Regions from separate parts of the Homo sapiens genome. Here regions 2 and 3 are each linked to region 1. Evidence: chromatin contacts called from ENCODE Hi-C or POLR2A ChIA-PET data. All regions are on one chromosome and are shown on one strand. The core of a region is the stretch at or near the end of the contact, and the rest is flanking DNA. Distances in the headings are between cores, read along the strand shown.

What was found. Hi-C counts contacts between places; a loop is a spot of excess contacts on that map. ChIA-PET counts read pairs that join two places held with the same protein, here RNA polymerase II (POLR2A). Pooled maps may share reads with other maps.
Region 2: a map of naive thymus-derived CD4-positive, alpha-beta T cell shows a loop between it and region 1 (2.6-fold over the local background). The contact joins two enhancer-like sites. A Hi-C loop is called at or near these places in 5 of 168 maps with a recorded cell type or tissue (OCI-LY7, heart right ventricle, naive thymus-derived CD4-positive, alpha-beta T cell and 1 more), 22 of 37 single-sample maps with no recorded cell type and 10 of 50 pooled maps. POLR2A ChIA-PET finds 5 or more read pairs at or near these places in 7 of 52 experiments (GM12878, Panc1, activated B cell and 4 more).
Region 3: a loop to region 1 is called in a map of dorsolateral prefrontal cortex, with 2.0 times the contacts of the local background. The contact joins two enhancer-like sites. A Hi-C loop is called at or near these places in 1 of 168 maps with a recorded cell type or tissue (dorsolateral prefrontal cortex) and 7 of 50 pooled maps. POLR2A ChIA-PET finds 5 or more read pairs at or near these places in 4 of 52 experiments (CD4-positive, alpha-beta T cell, CD8-positive, alpha-beta memory T cell, OCI-LY7 and 1 more).

The regions. Positions count from the first base shown.
Region 1 is chr2:25,519,915-25,524,665 of GRCh38, forward strand. The region is part of intron 9 of DTNB (dystrobrevin beta); the gene reads right to left. Among named protein-coding and RNA genes, the nearest start is that of DTNB-AS1, 100 kb to the left of the region's middle. RefSeq lists an enhancer at 2,444-2,493. Within about 2 kb of position 2,402, at least 3 of the 41 ENCODE cell types and tissues checked have a DNase peak (open chromatin) inside an H3K27ac peak, as active enhancers do; they include OCI-LY7, where a contact is called at or near this core.
Region 2 is chr2:25,396,904-25,401,654 of GRCh38, forward strand. All of the region lies in intron 16 of DTNB (dystrobrevin beta), which reads right to left. Among named protein-coding and RNA genes, the nearest start is that of DTNB-AS1, 22 kb to the right of the region's middle. RefSeq lists an enhancer at 4,658-4,707. Within about 2 kb of position 2,793, at least 5 of the 41 ENCODE cell types and tissues checked have a DNase peak (open chromatin) inside an H3K27ac peak, as active enhancers do; they include OCI-LY7, where a contact is called at or near this core.
Region 3 is chr2:25,585,268-25,590,018 of GRCh38, forward strand. All of the region lies in intron 6 of DTNB (dystrobrevin beta), which reads right to left. Among named protein-coding and RNA genes, the nearest start is that of DTNB, 86 kb to the right of the region's middle. Within about 2 kb of position 2,289, at least 3 of the 41 ENCODE cell types and tissues checked have a DNase peak (open chromatin) inside an H3K27ac peak, as active enhancers do.

The sequences.
Region 1 (4,751 bases), core at 1,152-3,651:
TAGTCTCCCATCAAAAGAAGAAAGCCCAACTCACAATACACACTCAATAAATACTGTGGAAGACAGTGTTTCAACCCAGACTAACTTATCAATATTATGAATTCTGTAACACCCGATAATTGGAGAATACAATAAAACCAATTAATAACTCTCTTCAGAAAAAAAAAATTGGCTTATTAAAGTTGTAGGCTAGGGGCAGTGGCTCTCGCCTGTAATCCCAGCACTTTGGGAGACCGAGGCGGGTGGATGACGAGGTCAGGAGTTTGAGACCAGCCCGGACAACATGGTGAAACCCCGTCTCTACTAAACATACAAAAATTAGCCAGGCGTGGTGTGTGACCCAGCTACTTGGGTGACTGAGGCAGGAGAACTGTTTGAATCCGGGAGGTGGAAGTTGCAGTGAGCCGAGATTCTGCCACCGTACTCCAGCCTGGGCGACAGAGCAAGACTCCGTCTCAAACAAACAAACAAACAAAACAATTAAAAATGGCTGTAAACAGCAAGGCAATTCACCATAAGTGCCCTTGTCACAAAAGCCATTTTTAACTCCAGACTCATCCATCATTTTAAAAGAAGTGTCACAAAAATGTGCTTTAATAATTAAACAACATAAACAAGAAGTTAGACTTGTTCTTTCACAGGGTTACAAATGGTCTTATATTATTCCTGGTCTGGTGAATTCTGCTGATATATTTAAAGTTGTTATGAATAAGTAGAAAACAAGCATATTTGTGTTTTACCAAAAAGTTCATAAGCACTGATAGCACCGATACTTAAAGCATAATTGTCTAAAGTTCAAAAAGAAGATTTATGAGGTATAGGAAAAAAACAACAAAGAGAACAGATTTTTTAAGTTCATATCAAAGTAATGTATACACAGAGTCTAAGTCAGTATTAAACAGAAGAGCAGTTAAAATAGAACAAATTAGAGCCACATTAAAGTATTACTGTAATTACAGTTTTATAATTACAGTATAATTTAAATAACAGTATAACAGTATTTTTTAATTATCTAGGTTAATTCTGTTTTGATGCAATGTGCGGAGAAAATTGGTTGGCTTAGCTGTTCAAACATGCTATATATTTATGTATGCAAAGGATGCAAGAAACAAATAAAAGACTTTCTGTCAGTAAGAGGCAGTCTGGTTTCTAGGTAACAAATTTTATCTGAGTCCTTCAGCAAAAGGTGTTATCTTCACCGCTGCGTGAAAAAACAACTTGGGCCATCAAACCAAAGATGATGATCATTCAGAAAAAAGAGTCTAAAGAAGCACAAAGTGCCCTAAATTTGCAGTTTTTAGACACCCTTCTTTGAGAGCAGGGGTTGGCAAACTTTTTCAGGGCCAGATAGTAAATAATATAAGCTCTAAGGGCCATTTGGTCTCAGTCGTTAATGACTCAATTCTGCCACTGGAGCTCGAAAGCATCCATAAACAACATAAAAATGAGTGAGTATGGCTGTGTCCCAATAATTTTTTTTTTTTTTTTTTTTAAGACAGAGTCTTGCTATGTCACCCAGGATGGAAAGGCACAATCTCGGCTCACTGCAACCTCTGCCTCCCAGGCTCAAGCAATCCTCGTGCCTCAGCCTCCTGAGTAGCTGAGATTACAGGTGCATGCAACTGTACCCGCCTAATTTTTATTTTTTTAGGAGAGACGGGGTTTCGCTATGTTGGCCATGGTGGTCTTGAACTCCTGTGATCCACTCCCAACTCAAGTGATCCACTCCCCTTGGCCTCCCAAAATGCTGGGTGAGCCACTGAGGCCAGTCCCAATAAAACTTTACTTACGGACACTGACGTGATTTTCATGTAAGTTTCACTTTACAAAATATTCTTATTTCTCTTCAAACATTTAAAAATGTAAAGGTCTTGTTAGATCATGAGGGACAGGTTGGCCTTAGCCTGCAGGCTATAGTTTGCCCACCCCTATTAAGATGAATCCCAGGTGTGTGCAGCGGAAGACACTGGGCTCTTTCTCGCTAGAATTCAGGGTAATAGACACACTAAGCCAACACGTGAAGTTTTGCTTCCCCTCAGAAATAAATCTACACAAACTGAAATGCAATGGTGACTAACCACTAATTAAAGAGATTAGGCTTAAGAACTCTGTGGTTAGAAAATTAGCAAGAGCAAATTGCTTGAATTCGGATCACAGGAAGCCTGTTAGAGGCATCCAGAGGTAGACGTGGTATAAATATGTTTTTGCCAAAAGAAGCAACTCATTTCTCTCAGAGACCTGGAAGTAAGAGAAGTTGCTAGAGTGCTGATACGTGAATTGGCTTTGTTTTGAATACACGTCTTGCAATTTATTTGAAAAACCTTGTTTACTCAATATTCTCACCACCCCCCAGAAAGGAACACAAAGAAATATGCCTGACATCTAGTGGTGGCTTTGGGAAACTGTAGGTACATGACTTGTATTACTTTCTGAAAGAAAACCAAAACCAAAACAAAACGCAAAAACATAAATGGTGGGGAGGAGTCAGATGCCTGTGTATATAAATTGTGTTGGGTATAATTCATTCACTCAATACATTTTAGGTGCCTACCACGCACCAAGCAGTATTTCAGGTAATAGGAATTCGGCGGAGAACAAGATAAAGTCCAGCCTTTGTGGAGTTTACATTTTTGTGACATGATTAACTTTATTTGAAGGAAAAGACTTTAAAAGTTTATAGCCTTCTAGCCACTTAAAAGCACTTTCTCATACATTATCTTAAAAAAATCCTGAGACAATTAAGACAGGTTTTATTAACACCATTTTACAGAAAGGCAAACTGAGGTCTTTTTTTTTTTTTTTTTGAGATGGAGTCTTGCTCTGTCGCCCAGGATAGAGTGCAGTGGTGCAATCTCGGCTCGCTGCAACCTCTACCTCCTGGGTTCAAGCAATTCTCCTGCCTCAGCCTCCCAAGTAGCTGGGATTACAGGGGCCTACCACGACGCCCAGTTAATTTTTGTATTTTTAGTAGAGACGGGGTTTCACCATATTGGTTAAGTTAGTCTTGAACTCCTGACCTCAGGTGATCCACCCACCTTGGCCTCCCAAAGTGCTGGGATTACAGACATGAGCCACCGCACCAGGCCTGGAGTCCACACATTTTCTAAAGAGTCAGACTTCGATTTGTACTAATTTATTATTTTGCTGGCTACACACAAAAGGAAATATTGGTGAGCCTATCAGAAAAGTCTATCAACAGCATTAACCTTCAATTAAAAGGATCTCATGAACTAAATTCTGGTTAGCCTACTGCAACTATATAAAACTGGCTTCTTCACTCTCACTCAAACCTATTTGCAAACACTCAAACCTATTTGCAAATGCACAAAGTACTATGTGAACACTGTTAGCACCTTGCAGAGTAGCTAGAAGGTCCTCAATAAGTATTTGCTGAATTAATGAATAATTAAGAATCTTAGCAAGCGTTAAGAATTGCTATTCATGGCTGGGTGCAGTGGCTCACGCCTGTTATCTCAGCACTTTGGGTGGCCAAGGCAGGCAGATTGCTTGAGGTCAGGAGTTCGAGACCAGCTAGGCCAACACGGCGAAACCCCATCTCTACAAAAAATACAAAAAGTTAGCCAGGCATGGTGGCACGCACTTGTAGTCCTAGCTACTCAGGAGGCTGAGGCATGAGAATTGCATGAGCCTGGGAAGCGGAGGTTGCAGTGAGCTGAGATCACACCAGTGCACTCCAGCCTGGGCGACAGAGCAAGACTCTGTCTCCAAAAAAAAAAAAAAAAAGAACTGCTACTCATATGTTTGTATTTGTACTCTGCATTGCACTCTGAACATTTCTTAATACTTAGTGTTGAATTTTTAGTTTGCTTTCATATAACTAAAACTCTTTATGTCCTCCTAATGCAGTGGTTCTGTAAACTGATCAGATGTATTAGGGAACTTTTTCAAAAGGTGGATTCTTAGGCCACTTCCAGAATTATGGTTAAGTTGACCTAGAATGGAAGTAACTTGGTCATCTGTACTTTTTTTTTTTTTTTTTTTTTGAGACAGAGTTTCCCTCTTCTTGCCCAAGCTGGAGTGCAATGGCGTGATCTTGGCTCACCGCAACCTCCACCTCCCAGGTTCAAGCAATTCTCCTGCCTCAGCCTCCCGAGTAGCTGGGATTACAGGCATGCACCACCACACCCAGCTAATTTTGTATTTTTAGTAGAGATGAGGTTTCTCCATGTTGGCCAGGCTGGTCTTGAGCTCCGGACCTCAGGTGATCCGCCTGCCTCAGCCTCCCAAAGTGCTGGGATCACAGGCATGAGCCACCGTGCCCGGCCCTTCTGTACTTTTTAAGGCCTTCTGATTGATCTTGGTATCAGCCAAGTTTGGGAACCATTAACACGTATTGAATACAGAAAAAAAAATCTGTAAGACATAGAAACTCAAAGTTGAAAGGATCCTCAAAAGTTATCTAGTCAAACTAAATAGGATTAACTGCTCAACATCTCATCTAAATCTGAAAGAGAATCTACCAGAGCTTTTTTTTTTTTTTTTTTGGTGGGGGGGGTGGTCTGCTGACTATATTCTTGGCTTGGGAGTAATTCGGACTGATAAATAGTTAAACTATAAAATCTGAATTCTAGGTAGTATCTTGTAGAGTTGAAGACATTTGTAGAACAAGTTACTACAGCTGACCAGTATCTGGTTCTCCTCTCCTCCCTAGGTACACAGAAGGCTATTCAGGCTTGAAATTAGGTGGGGCTGTGAGGCAGGTGGTATGTGTCATTTCTGAACCAAAGCAC
Region 2 (4,751 bases), core at 1,543-4,042, 120 kb before region 1:
CAGACTGTGATTCTAGGAAAATCTCAACAATTTCTGAATTGAATATAAGATAAAAGGGATAAATTTGTCCTGAGATTTTAGATAACTGAATTTCTTTAAGCCATCTACGGAATAAAGACCAAATACCACCCCCACACCCCCACCTCCCCCACCCAAAAAAAAGTAAAATAGTGCAGCTGCTTTGGACAGACTGGCAGCAATTCCATTCCTAGGTATATATCCATGAGACATGAAAACATGTCCACACAAAAATCTGAACCCAAATGTTCATAGCAGCGTTATTCGACATAGCCAAAAAGTAAAAACAATTCAAATGTCCATCAATTCAGGAGGCCAAGGGAGAAGAATTGCTTGAATCTGGGAGGCAGAGGCTGCAGTGAGCTGAGATAGCGCCACTGCACTCCAGCCTGGATGACAGAAAGAGACTCTGTCTCAAAAAAAAAAAAAAAAAAGAAAGAAAACAGTATGCTACGTGCAAGAAGCCAGTCACAGAAGCCAGTCACAGAAGACCACATATCGTATGATCCCATTTATATAAAATGTCCAGAATAGGCAAATCTCAGGGCACAGGAAGCAGGATAAGAATCTCTGAGGGCTGGTTTCGAGTTTGCCTGGAAATGCCTAGATTAAGTGACCAGTTCAGACAGCGTAGGAACTCAAGATGGAAATTAAATCCACTTAAAGAACAAAAATGGGCCGGGCCCGGTGGCTCATGCCTGTAATCCCAGCACTTTGGGAGGCCGAGGTAGGTGCATCACCTAAGGTGAGGAGTTTGAGACCAGCCTGGCCAACATGGCGAAACCCTGTCTCTACTAAACATACAAAAATTAGCTGGGCATGGTGGCGCATGCCTATAATCCCAGCTACTCAGAAGGCTGACGCAGGAGAATCGCTTGAACCCAGGAGGTGGAGCTTGCAGTGAGCCAAAATCCTGCCACTGCCCTCCAGCCTGGGTGACAGAGCAAGACTGTCTCAAAAAAAAAAAAAAAAAAAAAAAAGAATGACCTCTGAAATGCTAACACACTTCACTGTAAGACAGATGGCCCAGCCAGCATTAAACATATGGCGAGGACTCAGGAATCTCCCTCTGCATGATCTGGGCCAGGCACCATGGCCTGAGGACCGCACATCAGAGTCATAGGACCCAGGTGAACATCCAGGCTGCTTCATAACAGCATGACACTGAACCTTTGCAAATACTTTGATATTGAAATGATGATGGGGGATGAGACAAGAGGGGTAGGCAGGGTGGCCAGCCACATGTGTCTAAAGCTCTAGTATCTGGAAGTGAAACCTCCTGCCCACCATCAGCCTGGAAATAATCAGACCCTCTTCCTGGGATCATTACCTAGGGCATGCCTTCTGAGGAAGATAAAAACCAGATTCTAGAAGTTGTGTTTGTTCAGAGCAGTTGAAAGAGAAAAGCTACGACTCCTGGGCAGGTGTTATTTCTCCATGGGTCTTATGCCCCAGCCCTTGGCGTTAGGATCACACTGGATGAAAATGAAGCCAGGACAGAGCTGTCAGGGCCCTCCGTGAATTCTGGTTTGTGTAGGGTAATACCAGTTTGCAATCCTGGGTGGGTCAGAGGCACAAGTGATAGCTCACCAATATGCATGGGCTTTCGCCAGGCCTGAGGCTAAGGGTTCAGGAAGCCTGGAGACCGGAGCCGATCTTGGATGAGATATACATCACGCAAGGGATGTCAACCAACTCTGTTCCTTGGTGGTTTTGACAAAAAAGCAAAAGTGTGGGCCCATCCACACTTGACTCTGTTGATGGGACTCTGCTCTCTCTTGCCACTCCCTCTGCTGGGAGCACTACTCTCCCCCATGCTGTCTGATTGGCTCCTGCTGGTCCCCTGGGCATCAGTCTCACTACTATCTCCTCTAGGATGAGACAATGTCTTTCTGAGATACTCCCACGGAATCTTGTGTGTCTCCATCACAGCACTATCTCACTTCTTAAATTCCATCCTCTGAATCCCTGTGCTCAGCACAGGTAAATTCTTAATAAATACTTGTTAAATGACAATGAAGTGCATCACATTTTTGGCCCTTTTTCTTCTGTAATGAAAAGTGGAAAAGAGCAGGAAAAGTGCTGGAGCAGGTAGTAATCTCCAGGAAGTAATACATCTATCAGTCGTCAGTGAATCTTTTCTTTTTTGAGACGGAATCTCTCTGTCACCAGGCTGGAGTGCAGTGGCGCGATCTCGGCTCACTGCAACCTCTGCCTCCTGGGTTCAAATGATTCTCCTGCCTCAGCCTCCTGAGTAGCTGGGACTACAGGCGTGCACCACCATGCCCAGCTAATTTTTGTATTTTTAGTAGAGATGGGGTTTCACCATGTTGGCCAGGATAGTCTCAATCTCTTGGCCTCATGATCCACCTGCCTCGCTTGGCTTCCCAAAGTGCTGGGATTACAGGCGTGAGCCATCGCCCCTGACCTTTTTTTTTTTTTTAGACAGGATCTTGCTGTTTCCCAGGCTAGAGCACAGTGGTGTGATCTTGGCTCACTGCAACCTCCACCTCCTGGGTTCAAGTGATTCTCGTGCCTCAGCTTCCTGAGTAGCTGGGATTACAGACATGCACCACCACATCTGGCTAATTTTTGTATTTTTAGTAGAGATGGAGTTTTGCCATGTTGGCCAGGCTGGTCTTGAACTCCTGTTCTCATGTGATCTGCCCACCTCAGCCTCCCAAAGTGCTGTGATTACAGGAGTGCTGGGCCCAGCCAACCAGTGAATCTTTATGTGAGATACTTTAACTAGATAAGCAAATGTGGTCACCAGACCTCTGAGATGGCCCCAAGGGACCCTCCCCTGCATTCATATCCGGGTGGAGTCTCCTCCCCTTCAATGTGGGCTAGGCCTAGTGACTCGCTGCTAATGAATCAGACAAGTGGGATATCACTTGTCTGGGATAAAAACTGTATTTTTCAGATATAAAATTCTGTGACCTATGATCTTCGCTAAGTTAACCTCGTCTCAGACATGGCAAGAACCAACACTTTGCTTCAGTTCTGACCATTCTGTCAGTGAGGAATGCTCTTCTGGGGTCCCAGCAGCATCTCGGTCACGTCATGGCATATTCTGCTTCTAACTTTCCTTTCTCACAAGTGGAGTCCGTACCACAGCTGCTGGCCACGTAGGCCTTGTACAGATGATGCTGATGAGGAGGTGTAGGGAGCAGGATACTCTGTATAAGATGGAACTATCTCAGGAAAGAGTCTGAAATAAGGTCCTTCTAACTAAATAAGTACAAACTGGAGTGTGTGGCGCACATGCAGTCTGAGAAACCTTCTGTGCACAGCAACATTCCTGACATGCTGACAATCACCTCTGAATCTGGCTGGAGTTTGTTCCTTCTGTTTACTTGATAGGCACAGGCCAGACAGAACACACTAAAAATCAAGATGGAGCACCGCACTGTGCAAATGCACCTCGTCTCAAAAGCACAGATGGGCTTTATGTTCAGAGAGGCAGGCCCTTCTCCATGGAGACTGCTGAACACTCCGCTCAACGCGAACCAGTCTAGAATACGCGGCACAGTGGGAGACTTGGGGAGGGGGAGGCATCACAGTTGGCACCCTGAGATTACAGGAAACCTGAGAAACACCTAGAAATCTGCAAAGGTAGAGCAACTAGTCAGGTGGCTCCAAGGATGGGGATATGTTGTCCAATGATAGGCACAAAAGACTCTTGTGCCTCTGGGTTTCAGCTGCCAGGAGAGGGCAATTCGCCTGGAGAAGCAAGGGAAGCTCTGCAATGTGCTACTCAGTGTTTTAAGGTTTCCTGATATAAGGAGTGGAATCTTGTTGTAGTACAAGCTGTAACAAAGGCTTGAGTCCAGCACAGGCCAATCATGGGTCTAACCAATAACTAAACACAATAAATGCCCTGTGACTCAGGTTCTCTCAATACAGAGGTCCCTTGTATAACAGTTGGAAACAATTCTGTTGCAAATGTAGAGCCAGTGAAACATTACAATCTGATAAGCTCTCTAGACTGCTGGCTCTTCATTTTCAAATCAGCAAAGACCCTGAGAACCCGAGAAAGCTCTGCATCATGTTCCAAGAAAAGTGTTCAGAAATTACAAAATCAGAGGGTTCATGACCCCAGCAAACTAGCTTGTTTTAGTCCAACATTCATTTTTCATTTGAGGAGGCTGAGGTCAAGAGAGGTCACAAGGTCACACACAAAATCAGTAGACAGGCTAGGACTGGTCCCTGGGTCTGCTAATTGCCTCAAACTGCTGGCGGAAAACTAAGCATATTGGGATCACAGCACAATGTTTCTGAGACTAAAAGGAACATGGATCAGTCAAGACTTCTGATGACTGACACTAACCGTGATTTTCCAGGGGACAGTCAATTTCATTCCCAGTAAGGAAATGTGAGAAAGGAGAATACAGGGATTATGAAAATCTCTTATGTATAAAAACAATCTCTTGTTGGAGCCAAAACAGGTATAGAAAATGCCAGAGAAGGTGCCCTGAGGACACGGGGATCCTTCACCAGCTCTGCATCTGAGCACAGAGGCAGGGACGCACATGCTGTGGCAGAGAGAACTGGCCAGGAGACCAGCTGCACGGAGAGAAAGGCAGTGTCTTTAGTAGGAAAATGATACTGCACTGTTCTTGGCCATGCTTGGGTGGCCCCAGCATGATGCCTGGCACTTAGTAGGGGCTCCAAAAATAGGACTTCCCTTCTTTCTTTTTCCTCATGGAATAGGGAAGAATTTTTAATCCTCC
Region 3 (4,751 bases), core at 1,039-3,538, 65 kb after region 1:
TAACGTTCTATTAAACATCTTGTTTTGTACAAATTCTTCATTTCTAATCCTTTTAACAGCTGCCTGATCCACTGAGCGAAACCACCATGATTTATGCCTCCCTCTATAAAACACTGAGACTGCTTTTATCACTGTATGCAGTCTCATATTTTTTCTTAGAAACAAGCGTTTGTTTGTTGCTCTTTGTTATTCTAATCTAGACTGACAACTATTACCCTACATGCCATTCTCACTTCCCTTCCTCCACCCTTGACTACCTCTTCCCATTTTTAAAAGGGGAGAGGAGTAACCCCTTAAAAATGAAAAATCCAGTATCAATAAAATAACATGAGAAAATAAAATAATTTAGCTATAGATCATCATTGCTACAGTCTCCAACTTCATCATTTCCAACAAAAACTCCTATAATGTGCAACATAGAAATATTTACCCATTGCCTTATCATTTAAATGATGTATGACATTTAGTTAACTGTCTTGAAAGGGACACTTCTAAAGTTTTCAGGTTAAAACATTTTTATGCAAACTTCTGAGTATAGTTACAGAGATATTTTATCTGACAAGGGCAAACATACATTAATCAGAGTTACAGAGTTGTTGTAACTGAAAGGGGCAGTCTTTCAATTATTTTCACACTGAATTTCCCCACATCACAGATTTATTTTGGACTTTGAAAATAAGAGTAATTTATAATGACAAAATAATATAATGTTACTCTGCTTTTTCTTAGAGATATTTTTATTTGTTATGGATAAAGGAAAGATTAGAAAAACTTCAAATATTCTGAAATACTATATTTCTCTCATTGCAAAGATTATTTCCTTTGAAAAAATCATGGAATAATATCAGTGAAAACGAGGATGCAAATACATTATGAAGTTTAAGCTTTCATTAGAATTCAAACCAAAATTACTAATTTTCTCATGTCATACTTAACTTAAAATGCTTCATTAAGCACGGGCGGCCAGGTGCGGTGGCTCACACCTATAATCCCAACACTTTGGGAGGCTGAGGCAGGCGGATCACTTGAGGTCAGGAGTTTGAAACCAGCTTGGCCAACATGGTGAAACCCCATCTCACTAAAAATACAAAAATTCGCCAGGTGCGGTGGTGGGCACCTGTAATCCCAGCTACTCGGGAGGCTGAGGCAGGAGAATTGCTTGAACTCAGGAGGTGGAGGTTGCAGTGAGTCGAGATTGCGCCACTGCACTCCAGCCTGGGCGACAGAGCATGACTCTGTCTCCAAAAAAAAAAAAAAAAAAAGTTTAAAAAATCATTCAATTAATCCAGGAAATAGTATCGATCGTTTTCCAGACACTGTCAGTCACTGGGGATGGAAAGCTGAAGGAGAGCAAGGTCCCTCCCTTCAGGGCATAACTGAGCTGTAGGTAACATGTCATGGAAGTAGAGAAGAGGACACAATCCTAAGATGAAAGATTAAAAACATCAAAGAAGAAGGCATATTTTTGCTAGGATGTGGAATCTGAAGCCTTTTTTGGAGGAGAGACAGAAAGTCAGGGGTTACTGGCATTTCAGTGAGAACTAAGAATATAAACAAAGACAAAAAGTTTGACTGCTTTGACTCACTCAAAACAGGTTACTCAAAACAAGAGAAATGCAAATCAAAACTACACTGAGATAACATTTCTCACCCATCAGATTGGCAAAAATTCAAGTGTGGGAACATGTGCTGCTGGCAAGGCTGTGGAGACACAGATGCTCTCGCACAACACTGAGGGGGATGTAAACAGTGCAACCCCATGGCCCTGTGGCAACAGCTAAAAAGATCCCATGGTATGCTAAGGGTAGGAACAGGAGAGGGATGGGGTAGAGCGGGAGCAATCAGGAATGGCGGTGAAAAGGTAGACTGTGGTTCGACTGCTGAGAGCCACAACGTCATGCTAAGCAGCTTATCCAGCAGGCAATGAGGAGTGAGTCGAGTTTTTTATGAAAAATAAGGACATCAACAGAACTGTATTGCAAAATGATGATTTAAACTCAAATTTGCTTATGATTAAAAGGAATAATAAAACCAACATCTGAGAAAGCACACTCCTCTTCCTTAGGCTGCCATTGAGCCACTGAATAAAGTGACGAGAAGACCAGGGTCCTTCGTTTTTTGGGTGATGAATTTTTCTGCTTTACTTGAATACTAGTTAGTCATACATAAAGCAGTAAGGCAGAGGGGACACTGGAAGTCCAGAATGGGACTGCACACTGGACTGTGCCACCAATGAACACCAAGAATGACCTGGACCGACAGCCCCACACCCCACAGGCTGGGGAACTTCTTTCAGCTCATGAATCATCAGTGGGGAAGCGGGGGGAAGGGGTGCTTTCCTAGAGCATGTGGACAGCAAGTACTGCTAACAAAAATCCTTTTCTAAAAAGAAAACAATCTTGAAGCCACTTGTCATTTCTATGTAAGGATTCATTTAGTAAGACACTCTCTCCTTCACAGGCCCAACTAGAATAAAATCTCACTTCTAGGTCTCTACAATTTTGTTCAATCTAAGTATGCTAGTGAGACAGGCCTCATTACTATAGAGACCTGATCATAATAAAACCCATTCTACACCCTGCATTTCATCCCATCTAAGATGCACTTATAAGATCACTTGTAAGACACACCATTATTTTTTTTTCTACCCCTAAGAAAGAAAAGCACTCAGCCAATTTAACTAACTCAATGACTTAATTAAGCATAATCCTTCGTGACATGTGAATTGGTCACACCAGCCTCTTGATGAACTGAAATTCCTTTCATCTATTCAGGGGAACTTGGCAGTTTGGTCTACCTTCAGATGCAATGCTTTAGTGTGACAATAAATTATTTTGGTTATATCTCAGTAATAAAAAAATACAGCTTCATCTATTTGGGGATATCCTCTTTTTTAAAAAGGCTCTATAAAGCCTCCTTAAAAAAAAAAAGGCTCTAAAAAGCACCTGGTTGTTGCTTTGCAAAATAATATGGAATTCCTCCAATGCTGAATATTTGTTTTACTAACATCCAGTGTATTCCCCTCTATTCTGTCCACACCTTTCTGCATTTATAACAACATTGTCTTTAATGCCAAATCACAGTATACTCTCTTCCGAGAACTTTTTTTTTTTTTTTGAGACGGAGTCTCCCTCTATTGCCAGGCTGGAGTGCAGTGGCATGATCTCGGCTCACTGCAACCTCTGACTCCCAGGTTCAAGCGATTCTCTGGCCTCAGCCTCCCAAGTAGCTGGGACTACAGGCGCACGCACCACGCGCAGCTAATTTTTGTATTTTTAGTAGTGACGGGGTTTCACCATGTTGGCCAGGATAGTCTCGATCTCTTGACTCCATAATCCACCTGCTTCGGCCTCCCAAAGTGCTGGGAGTACAGGCGTGAGCCACTGTGCCTGGCCTCTGAGGACATTTTAAATGACAACACATGTAGTGCCAAAAGTGGATACAACTCAGTTGAAGTGACAACAAATGATCAGCTATGATCAAGTTCACACATGTGCAGGAAATGACAGCCCATCATAACCACTGCCTAACCAACTGCAATTGTGAGGTATCATTGGCTATATATCTCAACATCAGAAATATTAAGATATGAAAAAGTGTCTTCAAATCAATGAAACACTACTAATCCACACCAAAGTACACAGTAGCAAAGGGTTGCTAACGGAGATTATAAAATCTCCTTAATTAGAATACCTATGAAATAACAAATATAGATACACCTGCCAGGCAATGCTTGCCAAACTCTATTCAATGTCCAGGAAAACAAAGTCAGAACATCCAAAAGACATCTCACTTCAAAGTGAGGAGAAAAATCATTTCGCTACATAGCTGGAGAGAATATTTTGTCAAATGCAATCGGAGGACACCTCCAGGCATGAAATATTGTTGTTATTCTTAAAATTAACCAGCAATAGTATAATCCCATTTTTATACAATTGCCACTGCCTCCGTGAATCAAGGGAAATGTGGCATGGTGCCCAATAAAGTGTTATCAACAGTATCTCCTGCATACACTGATTGTAAGAGTGTGTCTACTTTCCTATCTGCTCACTTCTCCCTTTCTCTCCATTCTTTGCTTATTCAGGTTTCTTTTTCTTTTCTTTTTTTTTTTTTTTTTTTTTTTTTTTTTTTGAGATGGAGTCTCACTCTGTCGCCCAGGCTGGAGTGCTGTGGTGCCATCTCGGCTCACTGCAACCTCTGCCTCCTGGGTTCAAGCAATTCTCCTATCTCAGCCTCCTGAGTAGCTGGGACTACAGGCGCCCGCCACCACGCCTGGCTAATTTTTGTATTTTTAGTAGAGACGAGGTTTCACCACGTCGGCCAGGCTGTCTTGAACTCCTGACCTCAGGTGATCCACCCACCTCGGCCTGCTGGGATTACAGGCGTGAGCCACCATGCCCAGCCTCAGGTTTCCTTTTCATAAAGATAGGCATCAAATTAAAAATTCCGTGCAAGGTGGGTTGAACTCTTCGAACTAAAGTCAATATTGTTACAGGATTCCTGGGGTGATGCTTTTCCTTTGTGGCCAGTGGCACCTTTGCCGGAGTTTTGCTTGGGCCCACTGGACTCGTTCCACCCACTCGGCCTGGCAGGCTGCACTCGGCTCACGCTACCAGCCTGGATCCCATGCCTACCAAGGGCGAGCCATGTGCAGAGCAGTGAAGCGAGTGTGAAGGAGTGTGGGGTCCGGCCACTATGCACAGCCAGGCATGCCAGCTGCAGTGGGGCAGGCAGCTCCAGGCACCAGCACG